Linked DNA regions of Homo sapiens: all the other regions are linked to region 2. Evidence: chromatin contacts called from ENCODE Hi-C or POLR2A ChIA-PET data. All regions are on one chromosome and are shown on one strand. Each heading gives the region's core, a stretch centred on a gene start or an enhancer-like site at or near the end of the contact. The rest is flanking DNA. Distances are from core to core; before and after follow the strand shown.

Region 1 (3,359 bases), core at 453-2,952, 1.3 Mb after region 2:
TGATAAGTCCTTTTAGGCATTTGCTAAGAAAAAAAAAATCAGCCGGGCGCAGTGGCTCATGCCTGTAATCCCAGCACTTTGGGAGGCCGAGGTGGACGGTTCACAAGGTTAGGAGTTCAAGACAAGCCAGGCCAACATAGTGAAGCCCCGTCTCTACTAAAAATACAACAACAAAAAAATTACCCGGGCGTGGTGGCCGGCACCTGTAATCCTAGCTACTCGGTAGGCTGAGGAAGGAGAATCGCTTGAACCTGGGAGGCGGAGGTTGCAGTGAGCCGAGATCGCGCCACTGCACACCAGCCCGGGCGACAGTGCGAGACTCCATCTCAAAAAAAAAAAAAATCAGGTCCTGGAAAAATAAAGCATTTCAGGAACAAAGAGAAAACTTCAAGGCACCTTAAACATGGCTTTTAGATATCACAACCGTTATTTCCTCTCCTCTGGGGAACCTCTCTTGGAGGACAGAAATGAGAAGGGAGACAATACACCTCCCCTAGGGCCCAAATGACAAGGCCAGAGCTTACTCTGCGTTCCCCTCCCCCGCCATGGGAGGGCTATCAGAGGAAACTGGGGCTTCCAACTCAAAACTCAGTGTCATAGAAAAATCCCCTTTACTATCACGGGGCCGAGCTGTCTTCTGCTCTCACATATGACTATGTGTGACATTTGGTCAAAGACACACAAACACAGTCTCAACTCCACGCACACCCAATGCTTCACAGTCACACACCCACCACTGTACACAAAGTCACAAGCACCCACCCTCCATACTCCCACACAAGGACACAGAGTCACAACTACATAAGTACAAAGCTCCCTATATCTGCACACAAACGAACATATGGTCACAGAGTTACAATCACACACCCACCGCGGGCACACAGTCACAGCTAACCCACACCCTCACACAGCGTTACACAGTCACACAATAACAGTCCTAACACAGGGACTCACGGGACACCCGCAGAGTCCTCCCCACATCCGTACACAAGGTGTCACACACAATCACAATCACACACACACTGTGCTAGGACATACATTCACAAAAACACAATTTCACAACCGCCCTTCTCGGCGCGTTCCGCCTGAACAGACTTAATACTCAGTCTCAACCTCCGCACCGGATTCCAGACGCTTCACCTCCAACCTCCTCCTGATCCTGTAGTCTCCGAGCCGACCCGCTCAGAGGCCAGCACCTGGGTCGCGTGCAGCTCTCCCCCGAGCCGCGGGAGTCGCGAGGGGAGGGGCCGAGGGCGCGGCGCCTTCTGGGAAATGTAGTTCAGCGCCACGCCCGCGATGAGCAAGATGGCGCCCGGCTTGAGCCCAGCCAAAGGGATTACCCTCATTCCCGAACCGTGTCTGAGAGTCTCCTGGGGTTCCTGGCTTAGTATCGCACCGTGGCTGTTACATAAAGTCAGCACAGCGTGTTTAAGCTGATGTTACACCACTACCCAATCCCAGGGATAGAGTAAACTAAGACTAAGGCCTTACACCCCTGCCCCGGCCAGGGAGACAGTCCCACAAGCTCTGGCGGAGGAAAAGTTCGCGCGAAAAGCTGACTCAAACCGCTGAACCTTCTGGGAAATGTAGTCTACCCTCAAAAGAGTGGCACGGAGGACGGGCCAAGATCTCTCGATTCCGTCCGGTTCTGAGTCGGGGCCTGGCCCAGCCCAGGAGACCTCTGGGAGCGCTGCCCGCGGAAGGAGTGCGCAGGCGCGGAATCTCCGACTTGCCATGGTCGTCTTTGTCTGCCGGTGAGTTGGGTTTCGGCCCTGTGGGACTTGGGTTTCTGGACACTGAAACGGGCCAGGGACGCTGGAGGGGAGGATTTGCAGTGCCTGCGACGGGGCTGGGAGTATGGAGGGGAGGAATCGCCTTCTATGATGTGCGGTGATCCGAGCTTGTGTGGCTGGGGGCAGGGGTACAGTTCGGGTGGGTTCGCGGGTGGGTGACCGAGAGTGTGAGGGGGTGTTGAGGGTGCAGAGTTAGTGAGAAACTGGTTCCAAGTTTGTGAGGATGGACGGATGGCTTTGTGAGGTAGTAACCTCTAAGCCTCACTTTTCTCATTTCTAAAATAATAAAGATGCGTTTTCTGGAAAATAGGAAACGGAAAAGGCTAAGGAATTGAGCGGATAAGTAATTTTAAAGGTGATTTTTTATATAAAAGCAGACCTATTGTGGAGTAGAAAACAAAATCAGCATTACCTTTCCATTATTTTTTTAAAGAGGCAAGATTTCGGAAAAACTTGTTACTGGGTGCCTGTACACCCAGTAGGCATTGACTTTTCTTAATACTTTGGAGAAACTTTGGTGCAGTTGCTTGGAGAAACCCTGAACTAAGGAATATCTTTAAGAGGTAGTTTCCAATAGCGCAGACGGCACAGAATTTGGAAGCTACTTGTCCTGCCTTTAGCGCAGAGGTCAAGAAACTCCCTAGTTCGTCAGTGAGGGCAGCAATCTCACTCCTAATTTAATCAGGGTTTCCCCAGCCTTTTGTAAATATAGGGGAAATTCTTTTCTTGTGTATACAAAGATAGAAGTATCCTATCTTCAAGTATCTTGTCACACTTATTCTTAACATATCAACATATTCAAGTATCTTGTCACACTTATTCTTAACATATTTTTCAATAAAATAAAAAAGTAACAGGGTTAATAGTTTTGAAATATACAGAAAAAGTAAAAGATACAAAGAAGACAGGACTTAGTTTCTGCTTTTCCCCTAACTATTGGTGTTTCTAAGTTTCTGGCCTTGATCATCTAAGTACTCCTATCAGCAACAACATTACACTGCCATCCATGGCTTCATCTAATACAGATGACTAATAAATGTCTGTTTCTGCTGGAGGCTTGTCCTGAGCTCCTAATCCATATTATCTAATTGCCCAATGTGCAGTCCACCTGGAAGTTACAGGGAACTTCAAGCTCTTTATGTCTAAAGGGCTCCTTCTTCCTGCAGTCTGCCTCCATCTATTTCCCCTCTGTACCTGTTTCAGCAATTTATAGCACTGTCTAGCCAGGTTCTAAGGCACTTACATCTTAGAGAAGGCTTCTAAGTAAGTTTGATCCTTTGATTTGTTATATCCCATTACAAATTGTAAACCAAGGTTTCTCAGCACACATAATCATAAATGTATATGTTTGCTGAATCAGTGAATGAACAGTCAGCCCTCTGTGTCTGTAGGCTCTGCTTCCACGGATTCAACAAACATGAATCATAACTGTTGTTAAGCTTGCGATGGTTGTATCTGTACGTGTACAGATTTTTTTTTCTTGTCATGATTCCCTAAACAATACAGTATAACAACTATTTACCAGACATTTACGTTGTATTACGTATGATAAGTAATCTGGAGATA
Region 2 (3,320 bases), core at 726-3,225:
AGCTTAGAAAATCTATTCCTAAGTTAATTTTTTAAAACATATACAATTAGCCAGGTGTGGTGGCACATGCCTGTAATCCCAGCTACTTGGGAGGCTGAGGCAGGAGAAGCACTTGAACCCGGGAGGCAGGAGAAGCACTTGAACCCGGGAGACAGAGATTGCAGTGAGCCGAGATCGCGCCACTGCACTCCAGCCTGGGCAACAGAGCGAGACTCCATCTCAAAAAAAAAAAAAAAGGTTTTCTCCAGATCATTTTTACATTTAATTATTCAGTCTGTTTTGACTATACCTTTAAGAATTAAGTAAATATAACTTTACTTCTACACACTATTAGTCAATGTACCTAACACAATTTATTGAATAAACCAGTCCATTCACAACAACATCAAAAGTACGTACATTTCCCAATGTAAATTAATACAGCCATGATGGAAAATAATATGGAGATTCATCAGAAACTAAAAATAGAATTACTATATGTTCCAGCAACCCCACCGGTGGGTGTATAGCTAAAGGAATTGAAATCAGCATGCTGAAGAGATAACTGCACTACCATTCACTGCAGCATTATTCTGCATTGGATACGGAAGCAACCTAGGTGTCCAGCATGTTATAAGTGGATAAAGAAAATGTTACATATTATATATATTATGTATATAACCTTATACACATATATATATGTATATATAAAGGAATACTATTCACTTTTTAAGAAGAGGAAAATCGGCCGGGCACAGTGGCTCGCGCCTGTAAATGCAGCATTTTGTGAGGCCAAGGTGGGTGGATCACCTGAGGTCAGGAGTTCGAGACCAGCCAGATCAACATGGTGAAACCCTGTCACTGCTAAAAATACAAAAATTAGCCGACGTGGTGGCGCATGCCTATAATCCCAGCTACTTGGGAGGCTGAGACACAAGAATCGCTTGAACAGGGGAGGCAGAGGTTGCAGTGAGCTGAGACTGTGCCACTGCACTCCAGCCTGGGTGACAAGAGCGAAACTCCGTTTCAAAAAATAATAATAAGTAAATAGATTTTTAAAAAATAAATAAAAAATAAAAATAAAACAAGGAAAATTCTGTCATCTGTGACAACATGGATAAACCAGGAGGACATTATGCTAAGTGAGAGAAGCCAGTAACAGAAAGATAAATACCAAATACCACATAAGTGGTATTTGTGGAATCTAAAAAAGTCTAACTCTTAAGAGGCAAAGAATGGTGTTTACCAGAGACTGAAAAATGGGGAAAAGGGAGATGTTAATTAAAACAGTACAAAATTTCAGTTAGTCAGGAGAAATAAACTTTGTTAATCGATTGCATAGAATAGCAACTACATAAATAATGTGTTGCATGTTTCAAAATTGCTAAAAGTAGATTTTAAATGTTTTCACCACAAAAAAGTGAGGTGATGGATTTAATTAGCTTGATTTAATCATTTCGCATTGTAAACATAGATCAAAACAGCATATTGTACCCTATCAGTATATAAAACATACAATTATTATTTGTCCATTTTTAAAAAGTTACTTTTCTCATACCTTATAACAAGACTGGACTTCCTCAGGGGACACAGAGCAGAGTCCCCGCCCTCGGGAGCTCATAACCGATCCCCCACGCTCGCCCTCGCGGCCACACTTTGAAAGCCCTCCCCTACCGGCTCTACACTCAAACAGCCCGAGGCTTCGGGCAGCCTCGAGTTCGGATTCCACTTCTCAGCCTTCTGGGGTCACTGAAACCCTCAGAACTCCGAGGACAAGTCGGACACGCCTTCGCCTCAGCCATCTTCGCCAGCGCAATAAGTCTCTGTGTCTTCACACTCCTGGTAGAGGGAAAACTAAAACCTCCGGGAGCCAGCGTCCGGCGGTGCCTGCAATCTAACCGGGATTTGGGGTTCCGAGCCACTTTTCCCACAAGCCACCGCGGTCATGGAGCTTTAGGCTTAAACTACATTTCCCAGAGGGCAACGGGAACACCCAATCTATGGCTTCCCTTCCGTTTTCGCGTGGTTCTTTTGCAAGGTGGGTTGAACTCATTTCAGTATATAACAGGCACAGAGTACTCGCAGGGAGGGCTCTGGGCAATCAAGTTACGTTGGAGCCCAACCTAAACCAGCCGGGGTGGTGGAGGAAGCCCTTTAACCGTGGAAGCCTCTAGTGTGGACGGCCAGTTGTTATCGGAATCTCAGGCCCGTGGGTGCATGAACAGCAGAGGAGGGTATTTGAGTGCGCACGTGAGAGAATGTTGTATATGTCAGATGGGGAATGTTTGAGAGTGTGTGACAGAGAAACTGCGTGTGAGAGGCTGGGATGTGCCTCCTTGACGGTGGGTGCGGTTGTGAGGCTGTGACAGGTGAGTGAGTGGCTGTGCTTGCGTGACGGGGATATGAGGTGCTTGTCCTTTTCATGTACGTTGATTGCGGTGGCACTGCGGTGTCACTTTGAGTCTTGGCTGTAGGTTCCCGGCTGCTGCTTCTCTCCTCCCTCCTCACAGCTGCTTGCGGCTGACACACACAAAAAATGTCTGCAAGAGGGAAGTTGGATACTGAACTCTACATCAAGTTTTCCAGCAAGAAGGCATTGACTTGCTGTGAGATTGGAAACGCCTGGGAGGTTATTTCTTTGTGAGCTCTGAGAGCGAGCTACCTGTCTCAGAACCTCGTCTTTCCCAGAGCTCTGACCCCAGGAACCTGCTGTGAACTCATACCCAGATTCCAGCCTCTCTCCTACCTCCATGTGTTAAAGTGTGTGAACAGGGAAGGCGTGGAGGGTATTGTGTAAGGAGGCATTCCGTGCTTCAAGGAAAGGCCTGATAACTCATGATTTTTTTCTCCCTCCCTGGTCCTGCTATTCCTCAAAAGGACTCTAATGAGGAGGAAAAAAATTCTTTCACATCTAAAACTCAATGTTTAGGCTAGTTGGCTTTTTTCTTTCCTAAGGTTACTGGTTTTAGAGTATGTTTTACTTCATCTGAAATGTGTCTGAATGTCCTAATACCAATCTGCTTTCTTTCCAGTAGATGTTGGGAGCCATTGAGCTGAATCTCATTAACGTTCTCATATTTGGCCGGGTGTGGTGGCTCACGCCTGTAATCGCACCATTTTAGGAGGCCAAGGCGGACGGATCACTTGAGGTCAGGAGTTCGAGACCAGCCTGGCCAACATGACGAAACCCCATCACTACTAAAAATACAAAAATTAGTCTGGCGTGATGGTGCATGCTTGTAATCCCACCATCTTGGCCAGGCTGGTCTCGAACTCCTGACCTCATGATCCACCCGCCTCGGCCTCCCAAAGTGCTGGGATTACAGGCGTGAGCCACCGCA
Region 3 (3,653 bases), core at 845-3,344, 1.7 Mb after region 2:
GGTGACAGAGAGCACATGGGAGGTACAGCCAGAGCCCTGTAGCCAGGAGTGGGCGGTATAATCACAGTGCAGGAGAAAGTCATGGGGCAGGAACAAGCTCCACCAGCAGCTACCAGGTATCCTCCCTTTATCTGGACTCCGTGCCAAGAAGATCACAATTAAAATTTCATTTCCCTCCAATGCAATAGTATAATTTATTTATTTATTTATTTTGAGACAGAGTCTCACTCTGTCGCCCAGGCTGGAGTGCAGTGGCATGACCTCAGCTCACTGCAACCTCCGCCTCCCAGGTTCAAGCGATTTCTCCCGCCTCAGCCTCCTGAGTAGCTGGGATTACAGGCGCGCGCTAGCATGCCGGGCTAATTTTTCTACTTTTTGTAGAGACGGGTTTCACCATGTTGGCCAGGCTGGTCTTGAACTGATCTCAGGTGAACAGCCCACCTTGGCCTCCCAAAGTGCTGGGATTACAGACGTGAGCTACCGCGCCCTACCAGTAGTATGGTTCTTATCATCTCCATTTTATAAAAACAGATTTTGTGCCTACACAGCTGGAAAACAATTTTTTTAATTGCCGCTGTGCTAATGGAATTCCTTCTACCTACTGTGAAATCATTTCTTTCCATTTTTCTGTCTCAGGATTTAGGGAACTGTTCTGTACGCCCTCCTCCCCAGGCAGCACTGCAGAGATTTTATAAATAACTTCTCACGTCTTTCTCATAGTTTTGAGTGACAATATGGATTAAGAATCCCACCTTGGTGAGGAAAAAGGATAGAGATCGCAGAAGGTGAGAGAAGGCGGGGTAGAAGCGAGGAAGAGTTGGGGCAGGTAACACTCTGGACCGAACCCTCGAAGGGACCTTAATGACTCAGCGGGGGCCAGGGCAGTGAGGCTGCAGTGAGCTATGATCGTGACGTCTAAAGGCGATAGAACGGGGGTTAAAATATAGCAGGACTAGGCTGTGATTTACAGAAGCAAAATGCATTTCCACGGGTGGGAACCAGCGAGGAACCCCCGAATTGCTCCAACGCTGAGGGTGGAGCCGGGAAAGCAGCGAGGAGAAAGTGGGAGGGGCCGTGGCTAAAGGGGCGGGGGTTAGGGGACGAGGCATGGCAGGGAACAACCTGAGGGGACTGGCCGGGGGCTGATGTCGGGGCCACAGTTCTCAGGACGGGACTAGGGGAAACCTAGGAAGCCTGGAACTGGGGTAGACATGGCGAGCAGCTTCTCACCCGGTTCTGCACCGTCTCCTCGGAGGCCGTCGAGAGTCGCGTCCGCCGCCGTAGGCAGATTGGTGGGGCGGGGGGCGGGGAGGACTGGCCCCTCCGCGCCGGAACTCCCGCCATGACAGAGGGCAGCTTCTCCCCTGCATCGTTCCGCGCATAGCCTCCGGACCCTACGGCCGCCATCGTCACGCCGGAGGCGGGCGACCGTTACATCCCCTAACCGCCGCTGCCGCCACCGCCACGACCCACTGGAACAGCGAACAGCCGCGGGAAAGCCGGCGCCACCGCCTATTGGACGCGACGGGCCCGGCCTAGCCAATCGCAGGGATGCCGGGCGGCGCTTAGAACCAATGGGGGCGAAGAGGCGGAGCGAGTGCCTGGCGGGGCGGGGCCACAGCCAGTGTACTGGATGCCTGATTAAGCGTCATGGGGTCTTTCATCCAGACTGCGTTTTCATTATTCGCTGAAACATACAGGTTTTAATTTTTACGAGGCTAAGGCCACGGCCGCCTCACCTCGGTTTTTGCCGCCACCTAGAGGAACTATGTGCGCCCCAACGGTTGCCCGGATGTAGGCGTAGGGTGGAGCCGTAAGAGATTGACTAGCCAGTTGATTTGGTTGGCGCAGGCTCAGAAACGCCGTGACGCCGCCCTTCCCCCCAACACGTGATGAAAGTCGGGGTGACGAAGGGCCGGCTTTGCGCAGGTGCACAGTACTCGCTATGGCCCATTCGTCACGTGACGAGGGCGGGACTGTGGCACTGTGGAGGGGCGCCTAGTAGGCAGGCGCTCTCAGCTCTCTCCCCGGTACGTGACGAGACTCCACGGACGTCACGTGAGGCAGGCGGCGAGCGCGGGTGGGGCGGGGTTAGGCGGCGCTCCGCGAGAACCAAAGTGCAGCCGCTGACCCGGCAAAACTCAGCGGGGGCTGGATAGCCATGCCCAAGTACTGCAGGGCGCCGAACTGCTCCAACACTGCGGGCCGCCTGGGTGCAGACAACCGCCCTGTGAGCTTCTACAAGTGAGCGCAGCGCGGGGCGGGGCTTGAGGGAGGCGGGACCCTGAGAGGGGTGGGGCCCGAGCATTAGTGCTGCTGTGCGGGGCTTCTGGTCTTGCTTGAGGGTGTTAGGAAGTGGGGTTAAACCATGAGGAGATGGCCTTCCTGGCAGTGTCCATTGCACATACAAAGGTGCAGGCGTGGGAAACAGGAGTAGACGATTGACTACAGATAGCGAGCGAAGCGAGCCGAAGAGTGAAAGGGATGTAAGAAGTGAAGTCGGTGCAGGCTGTTAGAGAGCCTGCAGATGCCCACTTGCCCTCCCCACGCATTTGAGCCATCTGAAACTCAGAGCATCCGAAACTGAGCTTGCGATCGTGTCTCCCCAAAACCTTCCAGTCTGTCTTATCTTAGTAGCGTGCTTCATTCTTCTTGTTGCTTAGGTTTAAAAAATGTCATCCTTACCTCTTTCGTCATACTTGGGAAAGTCAGAATTAGCTTCGACTGTAAAAGATCTGTCTCCTTATTTATCTGGCTGACATAAGCCAGTTGGTGGAAGAATTACTAGGAAAAAACATTTCTTTGCTTTTTTTTTTTTTTTTTTTTGAGACAAGATCGCTTTGTCGCCCAGGCTGGAATGCAGTGGAACGATCACAGCTCACTGCAACCTCGACCTCCCGGGCTCAAGTGATCCTCCCACCTCACCCTACCAAGTAGCTGGGACCAGAGGCACGCGCCACCATGCCTGGATAATTTAAATTTTTTTTTTTTTTTTTTTTTTTTTTTTTTTTTGCCAGGCTTGGTGGCTCACGCCTGTAATCCCAGCACTTTGGGAGGCCGAGGCGGGCAGATCACCTGAGGTCAGGAGTTCGAGACCAGCCTGGCCAACATGGTGAAACCCCGTGTCTACTAAAAATACAAAAATTAGATGGGCGTGGTGGCTCATGCGTGTAATTCCAGCTACTCCGTGGGCTGAGGCAGGAGAATCGCATGAATCCAGAAGGCAGAGGTTGCAGTGAGCCAAGATGAGGCCACTGCAATCCAGCGTGGGCAACAAGAGTGAGACTCCGTCTCAAAAAAAAAAATTTTGTTTTTAAAGAGAGAGATGGGATCACCCTATGTTGTCCAGTCTAGTCTCAAACTCCTGGGCACAAGCAGTCCTCCTGCCTCGGCCTCCCAAAGTGCTTGGATTACAGGCGTGAGCCACTGCACCCAGCCAGGAAAAAATATTTCTCTTGGACATACTGCAGATGTAAAGTGGCAGAATTCCCATCCTTTGAGTGTCTACTGCTTTCTTAGTAGGAAACTTTGGTTGTCTAAAGTCAGAGATGATCACAAACTTTGCTGTTTGAAATCACATCAAGTAAGAATGAAACATCTCACTTTTGCTTGGAGGAGCTAAGTCACTTTGACACAGAAAAGCAGTCCCTATT
Region 4 (3,435 bases), core at 96-2,595, 1.2 Mb after region 2:
GCACAGTGGCTCACACCTGTAATCCCAGTACTTTGGCAGGCCGAGGGGGCGGGGGGAGGGGATCACTTGAGGTCAGGAGTTCAAGACCAGCCTGGGCAACATGGTGAAACCCCATCTCTACTAAAAATACAAAAACTAGCCGAGCGTGGTGGCACAAGCCTGTAGTCCCAGCTACTCAGGAAGCTGGGGCAGGAGAATCACTTGAACTTCAGAGGTAGAGGTGGCAGTGAGCAGAGATCATGCCACTACACTCCAGCCTGGGCAAAAGAGCAAGACCTTGTCTTAAAACAAACAAAAAACAACAACAAAAGTGGTAGTTATGGTAAAAAAAAAAAAAAAAAAAAAATTTCCTGCATGTCCCCAATGGAATGCTATTCATTTCAACATACTGGTTTTAGTTAATATGGTGTTTCCAGGAAATGAATCTGGGAATTATGAAAATCATCTCTTCCCCTCTGATACTGTTATCTCTATTTTATTTGCTAAATTGCTACTTAGTTACAGTTTTGGAGGCAGGCTTAATGGCTACTATTCAGATAATCAAGTCTTACATAACCAACTAGCCATGGTCATAACAGAGTTCCTCAATCATTCAAATATTTAGGTCACTAAGGCCACAAAACCACCAGAAGTAACAGTAGGTTACAAACACATGCAGAGTCACAGTCAATCAAACATCCTTCAGAGAACCACCAACCTACAGGCCCCACTTGTCATTCACAACCTCAGACAGCAGCTAACACGACTCCAGGCAGTCACAACCACACCTACAAATCACTTGCAATTCTCCACACTCAAAGGCAGTCTCAAATGCGACTCACACCTAATCTAAAAATAGACACACGCAGAGGAAACCTCGCGCAGCAACACTACTCCGTTCACTTTTCACACACAATCGGCCACAACATCCCAAAGAGAGGCAAGCACCTAAAATGCAGCAGGTTGGGCGCAGGAGGCCACCCCTATTCAGCGCGCGCCCGCGCGCGCGAACACACAGCGCCCGCTCCGCGCGGGGACCCGCCGCCAGCGATGGCGCTTCCGCGGGATCAGAACGGGCAAAATCCCCCTTCGCGGAGCTCGCTCCGGGTCACCCTCAAGGTCACGCCCATGGACCACGCCCGAGGCCCGGCTCGTACAGATCGGAGCGTCTGGATACCGCGGTCCCGGTTTCCTCCTCAGAATTTCCAGGCCCGGCTCGGACTCTTGGTTACCTCCCTGGCCTCCCCACCCGGTTCCGCGTCCTTAGACAGCTCTCCCGGAACGGAGCTCCCAGTGCCCTCCTTGGCCTCCTCAGCACCCCTGGCACCCACCAAGCCTCACCCCCGGCCCAGGGTGAGTCGTCTGCGCCTGCGCACTCGCGCGTGGGCCTGAGCTCCCAGGAGTCTCCGGGGCGGCCCGTTAGTCGCCGCGCGGTGCTAGCTGCCGGCGCTCCCCTCCGTTTGCACCCACGGCCGCCCTATTGCGGCTGGCACTACGCTTCTGCCAGGACCCCGGCTCCCTTTTCCGTTGACCTGGTGTTCGTTTTCCATGTGGTGAGTTGAGGTGACCCGGGTCTGGATGCGAGAAGAGCTCACGGCAGGGGACCTGGGTTCATGGGACGCGGAGAGGGTTTGTGGAGGCAGAAGCCCCAGGCCTGTGTGCAAGTCACCTGCTGGGGAGGGAGACTGTGTGATTGTGTTTGTGTGTGCCGTTCTGTGGCTGCGTCCGTGTGTGGTGGTGTGAGTGGGCGCGCCTGTGATGGTCCCGGGGGGGCGGGGGGTGTGCACAGCAGGGGGTGTGTGTGCACAGCAGGTGCACAGCCCGGGACAGCCCTGACTGTCCCCGATTGGGCCCGCGGGACTGAGTGGGGGCGGGGCCGTTTGTGTGACGGCGCTGAGCGGTGACTATGAATGTGTCATGCTGTTATCAGTGATCCTGTGACAGCGCTGTTGTGACCCACTGGAGACTGTGATCAAAACTGGCCTGGTGCAGCTTTTGTAGAGTTTGATTTCTGCAGTTCTGGGGCTCAGGAATACGTGGACAAGGTCCCCGTATGGCTCGATCTGTGTCTGTGAAGACTCTGAGACCTTCTGTTCTAAAGCATGGCCCCTGTCGCTTTCATAATGCATAATACACAGTGGCATGCAGCCTCGCCAACCTCTGGGGCCAATTTTAAGTTACGTGGTTTCTTGGAGTTTGTTATACTGGGATTTCTTTCACTGCCTCAGTCATTTCACCTTATAACCACGTTGCACAGTGTGCAGTCAAATGGCTATCGAAAAGAAAGTTGGATATTTGAGATCCAGAATGAAGTTTCCAACTGAAAAAGCACAGCCTTGTGTTTCACATGGACAAGGCTGTGTTCTGATATGCACAGCCTCGTGTTTGATATGGAGATGTTAGAGCTGGAATTGCTCCCAAGGCAAGGTTCTGGGAAGATATGATATTGAGGCCCCAGGAGTAGGATTCGTTTCTCCAAAGATTTTGTGTGTGTGTGTGAGATGGAGTTTTGCTCTTGTTGCCCAGGCTGGAGTGCAGTGGCGCAATCTCGGCTCATTGCAACCTCCGCCTTCCGGGTTCAAGCAATTCTCCTGCCTCAGCCTCCCGAGTAGCTGGGATTACAGGCATGCACCACCATGCCCGGCTCATTTTTGTATTTTTAGTAGAGACGGGGTTTCACCATGTTGGTCAGACTGGTCTCGAACTCCTGACCTCAGGTGATCCACCCGCCTCGGCTTCCCAAAGTGCTGGGATTACAGGCGTGAGCCACCGTGCCTAGCCAAAAGATCCCTTTTGGAAGCTCTGTGGGGGCAAGTTGAATATTGCAGATCCACAGCATTTTCATAGCTGTCTAAAGGAAATTATTGTGAATACAGAAACATTTCAGTCCCAGGCTTTGGTGAACCTGACTTTTCTTTATGAAGGGAAGAGTCAACAATATTCCAGTCTTTCTCATACTTCCATCTGGTCATATTCAGCATGGGTTATGGAAGCTTGCCGGTGGTGAAGAATGTGTTCTTATTTAGCCTGTCTGGGCTCCAAGAAAGGCTGAGTATATTGTGATTCCCTTTCTTTCCACATTTTGCTGTATTCCAAGAGAAGAGCTCTGAGAGAAGAAAAGCATTGTAGTTGCACATTTTAAAGCAAAGCTGGAGGTCATTTTGATTTTTTTCTTTGTTTTATGAAATGCATTTTTGTTTTTCAGGATGTGGAATAACTTCATTTGAAATGCTCACCAAATAGTGACTTATCTATTTACCTGGTCTCTAGTCCTTCTCTTCCCAGTTACTGATGACATTATGAAGACAGATCTCCTTCTTTCCAGTACCTCATCAGATGCCCTTCCTAGAGTTAATTTTCATATAACACCTTGACAGTATGTTCACTTCTCCTGTGTGCTCTTTTTGTTTAAGCATTCTCATGACATAGAAATAGTCTGCCTTCACACGGTGATTT
Region 5 (3,542 bases), core at 332-2,831, 1.4 Mb after region 2:
GTTTTTTTTGTTTTGTTTTGTTTTCGTTTTTGTTTTGATACGGCGTCTTGCTCTGTCGCCCAGGCTGGAGTGCAGCTGCACGATCTTGGCTCACTGCAACCTCCGTCTCCCTGGTTCAAGCGATTCTTCTGCCTCAGCCTCCCGAGTAGCTGGGACTACAGGTGTGCGTCACCATGCCCAGCTAAATTTTTTTGTATTTTTAGTAGAGACGGGGTTTCACCATGTTGGCCAGGCTGGTCTCAAACCCCTGACCTCAGGTGATCCACCCGCCTCGGCCCCCCGAAAGTGATGGGATTATAGGCGTCAGCCACCGCGTCTGGCCACCTTCTTAGTAGTTATAAAGTAGCTCAGATTTTTCATTTATCTCCTATTTCATGCATATCCTATTGTTTGCAAAATGAAACCAGATTGCCGAGGCATTTTCAAATATCTTCTAAAGTTTTATATTCTTAAGGAAAGAACAAATTCTTTCATGTATTAACTAATATATCAAAGAATTTGGGATACAGAAGATGCCTCAGGGTGGTCCCTGGTGGGCTTATCCCATTTCTTTCCTGAAGGAACGCAGGACAGGACAAATTCAGTCTCATTGGAGACAGACCTCTCCAGTTAGTCTTTTTCTTTTGAAACGGAGTTTCGCTCTTGTTGCCCAAGCTGGGGTGCAATGGCGGATCTCAGCTCAATGCAACCTCCGCTTCCCGGGTTCAAGCGATTTTCCTGCCTCAGCCTCCTGAGTAGCTGGGATTACAGGCGCGCGCGACCACGCCCGGCTAATTTTTTGTATTTTTAGTAGAACAATACATTCACAACTGCAGGAGATACGAGACACACACACACACACACACACACACACACACACACACACACACAGAGACAGAGACAGAGTGGGAGAAAGGGAGAGGGCAGTGAGCACGAGCGACCTTTCTAGGTTTACGTCCTGCTCCAGGTTCTGGTGGGCTTTGAGAGTATTTTCATTGCATGCCTGATGTGTGCCCACACCTTGCTTGGGTGTATGCAGTGAGTAACTGGTAGGTGTTTAGTACACATATTAGGCATCTGCTGGTGCCAAAACTTCTTTCTAAATCCTCCGCGGCTGAGCCTGGTGGCTCACGCCTGTAGTCCCAGCACTTTGGGAGGCTCAGGCGGGAGGATCTTTTAAGCCCAGGAGTTCGACACCGGCTTGGGTAACATAGGGAGATCTGGTCTCTATAAAAACTTAAAAAATGAGTTGGGCGTGGTGGCGCGCGCCTGCAGTCCCAGCTACTCTGGAGGCTCGGGTGGGAGGGTCGCTTGAGCCCGGGAGGTCGCGGCTGCAGTGAGCTCTAATCACGCCACTGCACTCCAGCCTGGGCGACAGAGTAAGACCCTGTCTCAAGAAAATAAACAAATAAAAGTCTTCCTCAGCGACAAAAGCAAACGCAAGCCCGAGCTCGCCTCAGCCCCACGCAGCGCGGAGGGCCTTCCCGCCCCGAGCGCACCCGGGGCTCCGGCCCCCGCGCATGCGCACTCCGCGCAGCCCGTTGGGGCTGGAACCAGTCCCTCCCATCGGCGGACTACATTTCCCACAGGCCTCCGCTCGCAGTTCTTTCCGGCTTCGCTGCTGGTGTCGGCTCCGAGAGGTGAGTTGGTCGCTTGCACCGAGGCAATGGGCGCGGGGGTGGCGCGGGGGCGGCGCAGACCTCAGTGTGAGCCAGGAGGCAGTAGCTGTGGAGTTTGTGGCGCTGACTGGGCGCCGGGTGCCCTGTTGCGTCCTCTGCCTTCTCGCTTCAGAGCCGCCCAGGTCCAGCGGCCCGGAATGGCTCCGAGTTAGATACAGGAACCCCGGAGTGAATGAAGGCCCCCAAACAAAAAGACGCAGTCTGAAGAACTGCAGATTGCACAGCTTTACCCGAGCTCCCTCCCATGGAAACTGCGGGGAACTCGGAGACAGATCCCAGCCCCGTCTTCGTGTACCTGGCCTTTCGCTCTGATACGGGAAAGGGTCAGCTTTATTCCAGGCTCCCTGTTATTTCCATCGGGTTTTGCGCGCAGTAGACGGAGGGAGCAAGTGCGCTAGCGGGGGTGTGTCCTGCTCAGCCAAGGCCGGCTCCAGGAAAGGCCCGCGGTCTCAAGATTCCCGTCTCCTTTCCCAATCCTGCTGTTCTTTAGGAAGGCAGCGGGGAGAGGAGGAAATGATTGCTGTTGCATATAGACAAGTCAACATCCAGATGAGTTTGTGTTTCCGTTTTGTTCCATGAAGTGTAATTTTTATTTTTTCTGGGCGTGGGGGCATTTGCTTTCCTCTTCTGTGGAATGAAAATCAGCTCGGACTGAACAATGAAGCAGCTCTGTCATTAATCAGGCTAGGAAGGAAGAGACAGATAAAGCCAGTTGCAAAATTAATAGAAAACATGATTTCTCCCCAGGTGGTGCAGTAGTTGTAAAATGGCATAATGACTCCCTCTTTGAGAGATTACAGTTTTCTTACCAGTGATGTTCTAGACTTGCTTTGCTGTTTTCATTTTATTACTGGGGATACCCTCTTGATTACACTCATGATTGCATTCAATATCTCATTAATCCCTGCCTCTCCTAATCTCACCTCGGAAACAGCAGCCATTCCAGATTGCAGCTGTCATTAGATCCTCCTTAGAATCTTTCAGCTGGAACTCAACCGTTTACGAAAGAGCTTTTCTCGTCTCTCTCGTCCATTCTATTCCAACCCTTCCTGTGGAATTTTCTCCCTTTCTGCCAGTCAATAGATATGATTTTGTCAGACTATGCGGGCTTGTTCCAGTTAATCTTCAGCTAGTTAGACTTTAACCCCTGAAATGTCCTGTCCACTGACCTGGTGCTTTGGCCTTCCTTCCCAGTGAATGATGGGGTGATGAAGGTAGATTCCAATTCCTACCCCTTTCCAGTAGGTTTGTTTTGTTTTGTTTTTTTTTGTATTTTTTGAGATGGAGTCTGGGTCTGTTACCCAGGCTGGAGTGCAGTGGCACGATGTGCTCACTGAAACCTCCGCCTCCCGGGTTCAAGCAGGATTCTCCTGCTTCAGCCTGCCAAGTAGCTAGAACTACAGGGATGAGCCACCGCACCCGGCCTCCAGTAGGTATTGACATGAGCATTTGGCAGTAATTTAGTTTCTCTTATGAGCTGCCTCTTTCTAATCATTTGGATGGTCTGGAAGTAAACCTCCTGAAGAGAAGCTAACTGCAGAGCTTTATTTTGTTACTTAAGTTTTTTTTTTTTTTTTAGAGACAGGGTCTCACTCTGTCCCTCAGGCTGGAGTGCAGTGAAGTGATCTCGCTCCCTGCAGCCTGGACCTCCCTGGCTCAAGCGATCCTTCCACCTCAGCCTCTTGAGTAGCTGAGACCACAGGCACGTGGTCCCACGCGCAATTTTTAAATTTTTTTGTAGAAATGAGGTCTCCTTATGTTGCACAGGCTGATCTTGAACTCCTGGAGTCAAGGAATTCTTCCACCTCAGCCTCCCAAAGTGTTGAGATTACAGGCGTGAGCCACCACGTAGAACTTTCATTCGATGGTGATTAGTTGAGGAGT
Region 6 (3,373 bases), core at 502-3,001, 1.2 Mb after region 2:
ACCTACTCCACAAAGCCACAATCCTATGGATCCTACATGACATTCACAACCCTGTTGAGCCCATCTTATAATTCCATACAAACATAGCAAAGCAAACTCAGAAACTACTTACTCCAGTTACACAATCTCACACACACAAATCACAACTAATCATTCTAAAAGGCTTATCAGCTTCTTGGAAAGTTAAATGTAAACTTACCAATTACCCAGCAACTTTTCTTCTAAATATTTGCCCAGGAGAAATGGAAACGTGCCAGCTTTATTCGTAATGTATAAAACCTGTAAATATGCCAAATGTTCAACAACAGAAAAATGACTACACAAATTGTGGTATATTTGCACAATGGAGTGCTGTTCAGAAAAAGAAAAATGAACTACACATGAAATCTCACACACATTAGGGTAAACTAAAGGAGAAATATGGAATTCCGGAACTGACAGTTACAGTGACACAAATCAGAACTATGGCTGTCTCTGCTTTGAAACTGACTGGAAAGGACACCAGCAAACTCCGGTGGTGCTGGTGTTGTAAACCAAAAATAAAATCCTAAGCACACCCAGACCATCTTGAATGGACCCCTCCTCTTGGCCAGGGCATTCCTAACCTGAAAAACTAGTAAAGCCATGATGGAAAGGCGGGGGTGGGCGGGTCGGACATGCTTCATTATACCCTCCTCCATTTTGGAATTACTGATAGAAAAGACCCCAAGTCTGAAAAGAAACATTTACAATCTATTCTCTGTGAAGCGTGCTACCTGGAGACATTCCTAAGTCTTACGTCAATAACTCTTTCAACCCATTGCCAATCAAATAATCTTTGAATCTACCTATGACCTGGAAGGCCAGCCACCTTCCAGCTGTCCCGCCTTTCCGGAGGGAATCAATGTACATTTTACATGTATTTGATTGGTGTCTCATGTTTCCCTAAAAGGTATAAAACCACATATATCCCGTCCACCCTGGGCACAGGTTCTCAAGATCTCCTGAGGGCTGGGCCACCGGCCATTGGTCACTCATATTTAGCTCAGAATAAGTCTCTTCAAATACTTTAGAGTCTGAGTCTTTTCGTCAACAGTGTAAAACACGCCCTAAGGCAGACACACACACACTGAACCGCCGCTACCTGCCAGATTCCATCTGGGGCCTTTCTCATGGTGCAAAACGGACAAAAACTCCAAGTCACCCTCAGGTTTACGACCACGGGTCACATCCTGAGGCCCCCACACTTAGAAGCCAGAGTGGAGCAAAACCTCGCCCGACTCAGGCTCCGAGTTCTCCCCTCGACCCTCCCCAGCCTAAAGGCTGTACCCGCTTCAGGCCTTCCCAGCCCGGCCCTCCAGTTCCTTCTTCGGCCTCCCTCAGCCTGGGGTCCGGGTTTCCTCCTCGGCTGAGCAGCCGGGTCCGCGACTCCCTTCACCCTCCCCGGCCCGGGCTTCCGGTTCTTTCCAGAGGTGAGGCAGGGGCCACCTAGAATTCCGCGGCCCCCCACCTCCCCCAAGACCACCCTCGCCCCAGCTTCCTGTTCCCCATTCTGTCCTCCCAACCTGGGTTCCCGATTACTGCCTCGACTTCACCTTGCCGTCAGGGACCACCAGCCGCCTCTTCCGCGCCTAGGGGACGCGCAGCGGCAGCCTCTGCTGATGGCAAGGGTCTGCGCACCCGGAAACTCCAGGGTCTGGGGCGTGGTGCGGCCCCTGCGGCCAGCGGGCTCCGCTTGAGCTTCAGGGCTCTTTCGTTGTTGGACTACGTTTCCCACAGGCCTCAGGGCCGCGGATGAACTTCGACCTTTGCTTCCTTTTCCGGTGTTGTGGTTATTGAGTTAAGCCTGGCGAGTCGAGGTGACCCGGGCCGGGCTGCGGGAGGAGCTCGCGGTGAGGTGGCCCCGCGCTGCCGGGCGAGGTCGGTCCACGTGGAGCCGGGAGCCTGAGGCCTCTGTACGCGGGAGCTGCGGACGATGGTGGTTAGTGCTATTGTTTACGACGTCATTGTGGTGTGTGTGTGTGAGAGACGGAGACCCTAGTGTGTGCCGTGGGTGCTGTTTGATCGGACTCAGGACGGTGAGTAGGGGCGGGGTCTATCGTGTGACCCTGGTCTACGGTGACGTGATCGTGTGACAGCACTGTTGTGACCAACTATAAGTGTGAACGGGGTAGAAGTGTTTTTTTGTTTTTTTTTGTTTGTTTGTTTGTTCGTTTTTTTCCGTGAGCCTGTAGGAGTTTGTTTTGGGTAAAGCGTCATTTTTCCGACTCTGTGATGTCTGTGATGGAATCTCTTCGTGAGGTCTTATACACACACACACACGCATATAGATAGATTACATAGATGATATATAGAAGATAGATAAATGATAGATAATAGATAGATAGATAGATAGATAGATAAGATAGATAAATGAAGTTTCCTGGGAAGACGTGAAGGGGAGGGCATAGGTGTAGTATTCATTCCTGGGATAACTCCCCTTGCATGAGTTTGGAGGCCATTTATACATTAAAGAACTACAGTATTTCCTGAGCTGTGTTCCCTAGAAACTGCTAGGCATTGGTCGTACCTTTTTCTCGGATGTGGGGAGGAGTCGACAGTATTCTAGTTTCCCTCTTCGATCTGGGTGTGTTTGTTGTGTGTGATGGGCTTTTCTGGTGGTGAACACTGTGTTCTTATTTAACCAGTCCAGGATGTCATGAGTCCTTTCTCCCTCTTGGTTATGTAGTTCTGCAAGTGAAGGCCCCCTGAAGTGGAAGACAGCATTGGTACTAATGGCCAACTCAAGGTTAGTTTTTTTTTTTGTTCATTTACCTGGTCCCTTGGTTTTCTCTTCCCAATTAACAACAGGACCGTAGAGATGGGTCCCCTTGTCCTCCATTGCCTTTCCAAATGCCCATTTCCCTTTCATTGAATATTCACATATGCATTAGGTAAATCATTCAATTCTCCCATGTGCTTCTTTTTTTCCAAAGGATTTTTATGGTATAGAAATACAACTCCTGGAGGAGAAGTTAAAACTTTTTTTTAGAATGTAATTTGTTAAGGAGGAGACGAGTGATTAAGTAGAATGGCACACTAGATACCTTTGATCTTATTTACAGACTTGATTTGCAAACAAAGCAAGATAGGAGATGGTAGGTATTAATCAGTAAGTGACAAAGTTGGCTTTGGAGACATTTAGGAGTGGGAATATGATAGGAGTTTTATGCAGAGAGGCTATGTCAACAAGGGCAGGGAGTTTTTCCAGAACATTCATGAGGGGATTTAAGTGGTGACAACCAAATCTTCTTTGAGATTTGGCAGTGTGACATTGGTGTAGATTGTGAGAGGCAGCCTGATACAGTGGTGTCTGAGTCTAAAGCAGCACAGTCTAATGCAAATATAATATAAA

The links. A loop is a pair of places that touch in the nucleus more often than their neighbours do. ChIA-PET counts read pairs that join two places held with the same protein, here RNA polymerase II (POLR2A). Pooled maps may share reads with other maps.
Region 1: a pooled map shows a loop between it and region 2 (13-fold over the local background). The contact joins the promoter of ZNF260 here to the promoter of ZNF573 in region 2. A Hi-C loop is called at or near these places in 1 of 37 single-sample maps with no recorded cell type and 11 of 50 pooled maps. POLR2A ChIA-PET finds 5 or more read pairs at or near these places in 1 of 52 experiments (Panc1).
Region 3: a map of naive thymus-derived CD4-positive, alpha-beta T cell shows a loop between it and region 2 (30-fold over the local background). The contact joins the promoter of THAP8 here to the promoter of ZNF573 in region 2. A Hi-C loop is called at or near these places in 1 of 168 maps with a recorded cell type or tissue (naive thymus-derived CD4-positive, alpha-beta T cell), 1 of 37 single-sample maps with no recorded cell type and 12 of 50 pooled maps. POLR2A ChIA-PET finds 5 or more read pairs at or near these places in 2 of 52 experiments (HCT116 and activated naive CD4-positive, alpha-beta T cell).
Region 4: a loop to region 2 is called in a pooled map, with 12 times the contacts of the local background. The contact joins the promoter of ZNF382 here to the promoter of ZNF573 in region 2. A Hi-C loop is called at or near these places in 7 of 50 pooled maps. POLR2A ChIA-PET finds 5 or more read pairs at or near these places in 3 of 52 experiments (B cell, activated CD4-positive, alpha-beta T cell and naive thymus-derived CD8-positive, alpha-beta T cell).
Region 5: a map of CD4-positive, alpha-beta memory T cell shows a loop between it and region 2 (32-fold over the local background). The contact joins the promoter of ZFP14 here to the promoter of ZNF573 in region 2. A Hi-C loop is called at or near these places in 1 of 168 maps with a recorded cell type or tissue (CD4-positive, alpha-beta memory T cell), 2 of 37 single-sample maps with no recorded cell type and 10 of 50 pooled maps. POLR2A ChIA-PET finds 5 or more read pairs at or near these places in 1 of 52 experiments (OCI-LY7).
Region 6: a map of naive thymus-derived CD4-positive, alpha-beta T cell shows a loop between it and region 2 (22-fold over the local background). The contact joins the promoter of ZNF529-AS1 here to the promoter of ZNF573 in region 2. A Hi-C loop is called at or near these places in 1 of 168 maps with a recorded cell type or tissue (naive thymus-derived CD4-positive, alpha-beta T cell), 3 of 37 single-sample maps with no recorded cell type and 7 of 50 pooled maps.

Annotation. Positions count from the first base shown.
Region 1 is chr19:36,526,614-36,529,972 of GRCh38, reverse strand. It overlaps ZNF260 (zinc finger protein 260), which reads left to right and starts at 1,702. Exons shown (of 3, transcript NM_001166037.2): 1 at 1,702-1,754. RefSeq lists enhancers at 975-1,174, 986-1,694, 1,325-1,954, 1,695-2,405.
Region 2 is chr19:37,778,241-37,781,560 of GRCh38, reverse strand. ZNF573 (zinc finger protein 573) reads left to right here and starts at 1,975. Exons shown (of 5, transcript NM_001172690.2): 1 at 1,975-2,017. RefSeq lists enhancers at 1,161-1,823, 1,682-2,031, 1,738-2,032, 1,824-2,487.
Region 3 is chr19:36,052,726-36,056,378 of GRCh38, reverse strand. It overlaps THAP8 (THAP domain containing 8), which reads left to right and starts at 2,094. Exons shown (of 4, transcript NM_152658.3): 1 at 2,094-2,244. The coding sequence starts at 2,162. It overlaps WDR62 (WD repeat domain 62), which reads right to left and starts at 1,482. Exons shown (of 32, transcript NM_001083961.2): 1 at 1,231-1,482. The coding sequence starts at 1,407.
Region 4 is chr19:36,603,223-36,606,657 of GRCh38, reverse strand. It overlaps ZNF382 (zinc finger protein 382), which reads right to left and starts at 1,345. Exons shown (of 5, transcript NM_032825.5): 1 at 1,311-1,345. It also overlaps a transcript of ZNF529 not described here. RefSeq lists enhancers at 894-953, 1,934-2,073 and a silencer at 1,314-1,373.
Region 5 is chr19:36,377,240-36,380,781 of GRCh38, reverse strand. ZFP14 (ZFP14 zinc finger protein) reads left to right here and starts at 1,581. Exons shown (of 5, transcript NM_020917.3): 1 at 1,581-1,619. RefSeq lists a silencer at 1,385-1,474.
Region 6 is chr19:36,571,727-36,575,099 of GRCh38, reverse strand. ZNF529-AS1 (ZNF529 antisense RNA 1) reads right to left here and starts at 1,751. Exons shown (of 5, transcript NR_173348.1): 1 at 1,545-1,751; 2 at 200-279. It overlaps ZNF529 (zinc finger protein 529), which reads left to right and starts at 1,808. Exons shown (of 5, transcript NM_020951.5): 1 at 1,808-1,960; 2 at 2,708-2,767. The coding sequence starts at 2,754. RefSeq lists an enhancer at 1,662-1,751.